Linked DNA regions of Homo sapiens: region 1 is linked to region 2. Evidence: read pairs that join two places in POLR2A ChIA-PET (ENCODE). Cell type or tissue: K562. All regions are shown on one strand. Region 1 overlaps KNDC1 (kinase non-catalytic C-lobe domain containing 1). Region 2 overlaps KNDC1 (kinase non-catalytic C-lobe domain containing 1).

Evidence for each region. Peaks named below come from ENCODE experiments on the same cell type or tissue, not always from the same donor. Only the 100,000 strongest peaks of a DNase experiment are listed, where the experiment ranks them.
Region 1: POLR2A ChIA-PET joins it to region 2 with 5 read pairs; 4 of 35 experiments call an interaction of 5 or more read pairs at or near these places.

Annotation. Positions count from the first base shown.
Region 1 is chr10:133,223,050-133,227,049 of GRCh38, forward strand. It overlaps KNDC1 (kinase non-catalytic C-lobe domain containing 1), which reads left to right. Exons shown (of 30, transcript NM_152643.8): 30 at 1,610-3,363. The coding sequence ends at 1,841. Among named protein-coding and RNA genes, the nearest start is that of UTF1, 5.2 kb to the right of the region's middle. RefSeq lists an enhancer at 2,046-2,669. In K562, no CTCF peak of the experiment used is centred here; a DNase peak (open chromatin) is centred at 2,232; H3K4me3 peaks cover 443 bases.
Region 2 is chr10:133,163,249-133,167,248 of GRCh38, forward strand. All of the region lies in intron 1 of KNDC1 (kinase non-catalytic C-lobe domain containing 1), which reads left to right. Among named protein-coding and RNA genes, the nearest start is that of KNDC1, 5.0 kb to the left of the region's middle. RefSeq lists an enhancer at 2,299-2,810. In K562, no CTCF peak of the experiment used is centred here; no DNase peak of the experiment used is centred here; H3K27me3 peaks cover 2,766 bases.

The sequences.
Region 1 (4,000 bases), 60 kb after region 2:
CTCTTCCCGGCGTGTGTGTGTGTGAGAGCCCATCCAGGCATGCTCTTCCCGGCGTGTGTGTGTGTGAGAGCCCATCCAGGCATGCTCTTCCCGGCGTGTGTGTGTGTGAGAGCCCATCCAGGCATGCTCTTCCCGGCGTGTGTGTGTGTGAGAGCCCATCCAGGCATGCTCTTCCCGGTGTGTGTGTGTGTGAGAGCCCATCCAGGCATGCTCTTCTCGGCATGTGTGTGTGTGTGTGTGTGAGAGCCCATCCAGGCATGCTGTTCCCGGCGTGTGTGTGTGTGTGTGAGAGCCCATCCAGGCATGCTCTTCTCGGCGTGTGTGTGTCTGTGAGAGCCCATCCAGGCATGCTCTTCCCGGCATGTGTGTGTGTGAGAGCCCATCCAGGCATGCTCTTCCCGGCATGTGTGTGTGTGAGAGCCCATCCAGGCATGCTCTTCCCGGCGTGTGTGTGCATGTGTGTGAGAGCCCATCCAGGCATGCTCTTCCCGGCGTGTGTGTGCGTGTGTGTGAGAGCCCATCCAGGCATGCTCTTCCCGGCGTGTGTGTGTGTGTGAGAGCCCATCCAGGCATGCTCTTCCCGGCGTGTGTCTGTGTGTGTGTGAGAGCCCATCCAGGCATGCTCTTCCCGGCATGTGTGTGTGTGAGAGCCCATCCAGGCATGCTCTTCCCGGCGTGTGTGTGTGTGTGTGAGAGCCCATCCAGGCATGCTCTTCCCGGCGTGTGTGTGTGTGTGAGAGCCCATCCAGGCATGCTCTTCCCGGCGTGTGTGTGTGTGTGAGAGCCCATCCAGGCATGCTCTTCCCGGCATGTGTGTGTGTGAGCCCATCCAGGCATGCTCTTCCCGGCGTGTGTGTGAGCCCATCCAGGCATGCTCTTCCCGGCGTGTGTGTGTGTGTGTGAGCCCATCCAGGCATGCTCTTCCCGGCGTGTGTGTGTGTGTGTGAGAGAGCCCATCCAGGCATGCTCTTCCCGGCGTGTGTGTGTGTGAGAGCCCATCCAGGCTTGGCCTTTCTTTGCCGTAATGGACGCCCCTTTCTTTGTCCCTCACACTGGGCATGTGGTGTTTCCATCCAAAATCAGGACAGGGCGTCTGTCTGTGGCATCAGTGTCCCCAGGCCTGGCTGAGGGCTCCTGCTCGTGACTGGCCAGCTTTCTCCATTATATTCTATGGTGTGCTGGTCACTGTCAACCAGCTGTCCCAGGCTTCCGGCCCTGGGCCCCGGCCGTGGCGATTCCCAGGTGTGAATGTGAACGCTCTGCACGGCAGCAGAGAGTCCCTTGCCTGCCTCGTCCTCTCAGCTGCAGCCCCTGCGGCAGACTGGGCTTGACTCTTCTTGGGACGCTCAGCAGGGACGAGCCTGAGCCTGCAGGGTTTCCATAAGCGTGTGTGGACTGAAATGTGGATGGATGGACAGTCAGACAGACGGAAAGGTCTGAGTAGTGACCTTTCCACCTCGCCAATAAATACAGACAACCCACCCTTCAGAATTTACACGGTGAAAAGATTTAGTCCAAATGATTCCTAAGAACGCGGGGGGACTCCCTCCCCACGGAAGCCGCGCCCCTGCCCTGTGCAAACTAACGTCTCTTCTTTCCTCAACGGAAGGAACATCGCAAAGGTGGTGAGCCAGGTGCACGCGTTCCAGGAGAACCCTTACACCTTCAGCCCCGACCCCAAGCTCCAGTCGTACCTCAAGCAGAGGATTGCCCGCTTCAGCGGTGCCGACATTTCCACACTCGCCGCAGATAGCAGGGCCAACTTCCACCAGGTCTCCAGCGAGAAGCACTCACGGAAGATTCAGGACAAGCTACGGAGGATGAAGGCTACATTCCAGTAGCCGAGCTCGGGCCTGGTGTGGAATTCCAGATCCGAATCCGACTGTGGGGGGCGGGCTGGGAGGTGGGAGCCGCGTCTCAGGCCCGGCCGTTATCAAGGCCCCTCCGCCCCCGAACCCTGGGGAGCTGGACCAGGAGGTGGAGGCTCAGGGGACCCCATGGGGACAGGCAGAGCTGGTCTCCTCCCAGCAGACGGAGCCAGGACGGGCACAAGAGTCTTGGAGGTTTGCGTGTTTCTGCTAGAATTAAAAAGTTAAATTTAAAAATGAAAATGAAAGACAGCTTCCCAGGAGTTTTGTGCCTGTCTGCGCCTCTCACACACAGATAAGTGGCTCTTACCCAGCTCTCAGTGACTCCCCCACAAAACAGCAACAGCCTCCACCGCCAACTCAACAAACTTCAGAGTAGCTCCTCCCTGAGCAGGTTTCTGAGCCAGCCTGGGTTGGCTGAGCAACGAAGGGCCAAAGCTGACCTCTGAGTGGCCAACTGCAGCTCCCAGGGACTCCGAGACCTCCGGTCCGAGACCCTGCCTGGGTTCACCCCCCACAACCCAGACCCAGAACCGCTCTCCCCTTCCCTGCCCAGTGCCCCTCCTCCCCAGCCCAGACCCCCAGGTGCCCAAGGCCTGCTGCTGGAGCAGGCACCTTGGGCTGGGCCTGCTCCCCCAGGGCCCAGGGCCCCCCAGCTTAGAACAGCCCTTGGTGAGGTGGTCATGCCCGGGCAAAGGCCCTGCTTCCTGGAAAGGACACTCAGAGCAGCTCCAAGACAGAGGCTCTGTGGCGGGGGTCCCTGAGAGTGCCCCCACCCATCTCATGCCCCAGGGACCGCCACTGCCCACCGCCTCCAGCAGCCATGCATGTGCGCCCGCAGCCCTGCCTCCACAGCTCGCCACACACTCACGCTTCGCCAGAGACAGGAAGTGCGCTGCCTCCACGGCCCCTTGCCCTTGCTCAGGTTCTTGGACCCCAGGCAGCTGGTGTGGAGCCCCTTGGCCAGGGCCATGGGAGTCCCGCGCAGTCAGCTCCACATTGGCCTCTGCAGCTGGGTGACCAGAGCCCCGGGCACGGCCCCAGCTCCGTGGGGCTCTCACGGTGCCAATCACAAGACCCAGGGTTGTGCTTTTGAGTTTTAGAATTAGTCATTCTTTAGAGCAGCCAGCTAGTGGCATTTCTAGGAAAACTGTGACCTGTGACAAATCGCTGCATTTTTAATGTCAAGATGTGTTTTCCCACATAAATTCACCGGAGACATCCGGGCCCCGCTTCGATGTAACATGAGAGGAAGTCGGCGTCCTGGCCACGAAATGCAGTTCACTTTTTTTTAGGCTTTTATATGGATTATGTTTTGCTGACCCACGCCCGCATTTTCAGATTTTGTATCTAACAGACAGTGCTCAGTGCAAATCAACATTCCAGCGGTCAGGACTGACCCCGGGGCAGCACTGGGCTCAGGCTTCAGCGCGACTGTCCGCATGGCTCCCTCCCGTCCTGGCACCAATTTCTGAATAAAGTCCTTTCTACCAGCTGCTGCTGTGTGGTCACTCTGCGGGTCCCCACGGTGACCTCTGCAGGTCGACACGTTTTCCTTCATGGCCGCACGAAGGCCCCTTACAGGTGCTCACAAGGACTCCAGGTGCGAGATGTGCTCAACCCAGGACTGAAAACGAATCTGCCGGTCCACAGCGACGCCCTCTGATGCCGCAGAGAAAGGCCCGGGCCTGCCAGACGTGTGTCACAACTCAGGCCCCGCCAGGAGGAAAGCTACCGCCAGCACTCCCAGGCCGTGGGAACAAGCAAACGCACCGGCTGGGGCAGGAAACACTTGCTTCTGGTTGTGACTGCAAACAGCCTAAAAGAACGGACTCCCGTAACCACGCTCCTGTGTGCGCACATCCAGGCTCGCCCTCCATTGACAAAAAGGACGTCCCTCATGCTGGATGTGCAGTGTCTTCATCCAAGATCAGGACGGGCGTCTGTCCATCAGTTCTTACAGGCTATTTGCACAGACCCACGGCTGTTCTTGGGTCAATCTGCGCTAAACTCTGCCCAACCCAGCCAGTTCCCACCTGGCAGCCCTGTGGGCAAGACAGAGCTGGGTCCCCCGTCATCACGGTGCAAGCTCGCCGTAACTCTGACCACAGTGGAGCAGGAGGCCAGGACGG
Region 2 (4,000 bases):
GTGTCCCGGGTCCCTGAGAGGCAGGCAGCACTATCATCCCTCCCAGAGTTCAGCAACTGCCTCCCAGAACCTCCTGTGTGCCGGTGTCAGGCTGGGCTCAGAATCTGAGGCTGGACAGGATGCAGTTGCTCCCTGGAGGGGCACACAGCTGGGGGCTCCCAGTAAAGAAGAGGACGTCCCCGCTGCAGGGTCCATATGACATCTGTGCCAGGATGAGCTCAGAGCAGAAGGCACCTCGGGAGCAGAGGTGGTTTTGTGGTGGGGGCCTGGCAGTGTGAAGAGAGCTGTCAGGAGGCCTGGGGATTGGCAGCCAGTGCTCCCAGCTGTGATTGGAGTTTTGTATTAGTCCTGTTAGAATCCCACGGCTGAAAAAAATCAGTTGGTCATAAGACAGTGTATTTCAAATGCGCCACACGATCTAGGCGTCCCTGTGTAACCCTGGCTCGAAGTCTGCCTGGCAGTGTGGCGGGGGGTGTGGGAGCTTTCTGAATGCACAGGGCCCCTAATGGGGACCTGCCATGAGATAAGGGTCCTCGGTGGGAAGCGTGCCCTGCCCTCTGAGACCCAGGGACTGGCTGATGTGCTGCTGCCCTGGAGAGCAGCCCAGTCCCGGGGGTTCATGTCCACCTGCCTTCCCAAATCCCTCCTCCCACCTGGGATGGGGGTGGAGTTCGTGGCCACCTGCCTTCCCAAATCCCTCCTCCCACCTGGGATGGGGGTGGAGTTCGTGGCCACCTGCCTTCCCAAATCCCTCCTCCCACGTGGGATGGGGGTGGAGTTCATGTCCACCTGCCTTCCCAAATCCCTCCTCCCACCTGGGATGGGGGTGGAGTTCATGTCCACCTGCCTTCCCGAATCCCTCCTCCCACCTGGGTTGGGGGTGGAGTTCGTGGCCACACAATTGCAAAGTGGGGACCAGTCTTTCCTGTCCTGCAAGGAACAGGTCTTAGGTGGTCCCTGCTCTCAGACCTACCCCATGGCTCACCCAGGCACGCCCTGCTAGGGATGGTAAGGGGCAGGGTGGGTGGTCGGTGGGCTGGACTAGGTCATGAAGAACCCTCTGGGCCTGCTCAAGAGGCTGGGTCTGTGCCGGCAGACGGAGTCACTGAAAGCTGGCCAGCCACAACAAGGTCAGACTGTATTGGCAGGGGCAGGAGAGGCTGAAGTGTGGAAAGTCACGAGGCCCCAGCCTGCCGTGGGGCCCTCGTGGGTGCTGGGCAGACAGGTGCGCAGGAGGCGGCGCTGGGCAGACAGACAGGCGTCGGCCAGCTGAGGCCGGCGTTGCTATTCACAGCACGTCACCTCCTTCCCAAGTGTCTGCCACAGCCCATTAAACTCCTGTCGAGGCCACCTCGGCAGCCCCGCAGCCCGGCTGGGCGTATTTTACTTGAGCACGAAGCTTCCTGGCCCAGCTGTGGACTTGAACCTACCTGGTAGCAAGGCTGAGAGCCCCGGGGTCTCCAAGGGCCCCTTCTGGAGGTGACTACAGGACGCCCACAGCTCAGGACTACAGGACGCCCAGATAGCTCCCGACCTTGAGGGTGGTCGTGGGGTTGTCTGCTGGGATGTGGCGGGGGGAGCCCAAGGACGTGGGATCCCCAGGCTGCTGAGTGCTGCCTGTGTCTCTCCCAGTCCTCTCGTCCTGTCCTGGCCTCTTAGGCCTGTCTGACCCCCCCTTGCTCACCCAGCCAGTGTGGATTCGGGCAAGGAGGGCTAATTCCTCTCACCTGTGCCAGAGCAGGGTGGAGGCTGCAGGTCCCAGAGGGCAGGTGACCCGGGGCCCAGAGTTCAGGCCTGGGAGCCCTCAGCACATGACAAGACCCCCTGGGTGGCCGGGCTCAGGACCCTGTGTGAGCGGAAGCCCACCCTCTGGAAAGCCCCAGAGAGGCTGAGACCATCCTATCCCTGAGGGGAGGCTTCAGCCACAGACCCCATGGAATTCACCGCTAAAGTCATCCAGAGAATCTCCGACGGAATTCAGACACGCCCACCTCTCATGGGTGCTGGGGCTCCAGGTGTCCGGCTTCCCTGAGGGGAGGAGGGGGCTGCCCATCACCAGGCATCTCCCCTCCAGGTCTGAGCAGGAGGGCGTGCTGTGTGCGAGTGGTGGCCCTGCTGGCACGGCTGACCTGGGCTCCCTTCCCGGGTCCACGTGTCTCGACACCATTCTGTGGGCTGGCGGCAGGCGCCTGACCTGTGAGTGACAGCCAGAGGCACCCCAGGGCCCCGCAGGGGGACGGGGACCGGCTGAGACGCGCCTCATGCTGACTCCCTTCCTCCTAAGCAGCACAACCTACGGGGTCCTCAGACTGACTTACCGCTTGGTGCACGTCTGTGCCCGTGTTTGCAGGCACGTGTGCGTGGGCATGTTGCGCTGTGTGCATGTGTGTGCCAGTGCACGGGAGTGTGTACATATGTGTGCGCCTGCGTGTGCAGGTGCATGGGTGTGTGCATGTGTTTGTGTGTACGCAGTGCCCAGGTACCTCTTTAACCAGCCTCACAGGCGTCGCTGGGAGCTTCGGGCTCTCTGGAGTCCTGAGGAGTCCTGGGCGGTGCTAAGAGGGCGGCAGGCTTGAGCCCAAATCAAACACCTTTGATCGATCACGGGCCACAGGAATGGGGCAGGGAGATTCCCGCCATAGAAAGAGCTGGAAGGGCCTGGGAAATGATGTCATCAAGCCCCTCCCTGGACCGCAAGAAGGAGATGGACGGGATGTGCCAGGACCCCACGAACAGACGCAGAGCCAGCCCCATGGCCAGGCCCCACCGGGCGCCCATGCCCTGATCCCGTCGTTTGTTGGCCTCCTGCTTTGGTTTGAGCCCTTCATCCCTTTCCTGTGCCTGGGGGGCCTCTTGCAGTGCCAGCCGCTGGGGCAGGGTAGGGGGACCGGAGGCAGGAGGTGCCTCTCAGGACATCAGCCCAGTGGCTCCAGTACAGCCAGAGCCGCCCTGTGCACTGGGGGAGGGGGGGCCAGCGATGGGGGAGAAGGGGCCTCTGCCTCCTCCTCACGGGCCCCACCCATAGTGTCCAGGCTGCAGCCCCCGGCCACCCCCTCCTACCTGCACATGGGGTGCCCCGGCCGGGGAGCAGCACACCCAAGAGGGCCTTCAGCTCCATACTCGGGTGCGTGCGAGTGTGGATTGTGCAGCCTTGTGTGTTCCTGTGAGGGTGTGTGCACCAAGTGTGGGAATGGGTGTGTGCGGGTGTGCATGTCTGTGCGTGCATATGGTCAGTGTTAGGCATGTGTGCGGTGGCATGTAGTATGTGTGTGAGTGTGAGGTGTGTGTGTGTATGAGGATGTCTGTTCTCATTGCATGAGTGTGTGTGTGTGAAGCGGATGGAACTGTGAGTGTGCACACACCTTGCACCAGCGTCCGAGTGTTACTGTGTGAGCGTGCCCTGTGTTGGCGTGTGTCCATGTGGGATGCATGTATGGGGATGCGTGTGTCTGTGTGAGGGTGAGCACGTGTGCTAGGTGGGTATGTTTGTGCATGTGCATGGGGGGGGTGTGGGTGTTGGTGGCAACCATCGTGATCACAGCTGAGCCCTCGCGGAGTCCAGGAGCCCACTCGGATTTGGAGGTGAGCCCACATGGGGGCGGCCGAGCCACATGGAGGGAACCGCCGTGACTGTGTCCTCCGTGTGAATTGCCTGGAACAAATGTTGGCAGCGCGTGTGGTTGTAAGTCATGTGAGTGTCAGGATCACGCCCCGTTAGCTCTGCACGAGTCCACAGTTGGGGATGTCCACTCCGTCGCCTCGCTCATCTGTTGGCAGCCTCCACAGGCCAGTCCAGCCGTGAGCCTGCGGGGTCGGGGTGCTCCACGGAGCAGGTGACCCAGCAGCTCTGGCCGAGCCTCCGGGAGGAAGGCCCCGTGCCCAGGCTCCAGGAGCCGACACCTGCTCTGGGCAGCACGCCGACGGTGCCACCAAATGTTCCGTGGCTCTGACGTCCAGGGAACAGCAGGACGACTCTTGAAACAAAATGAGACGTGGTCTA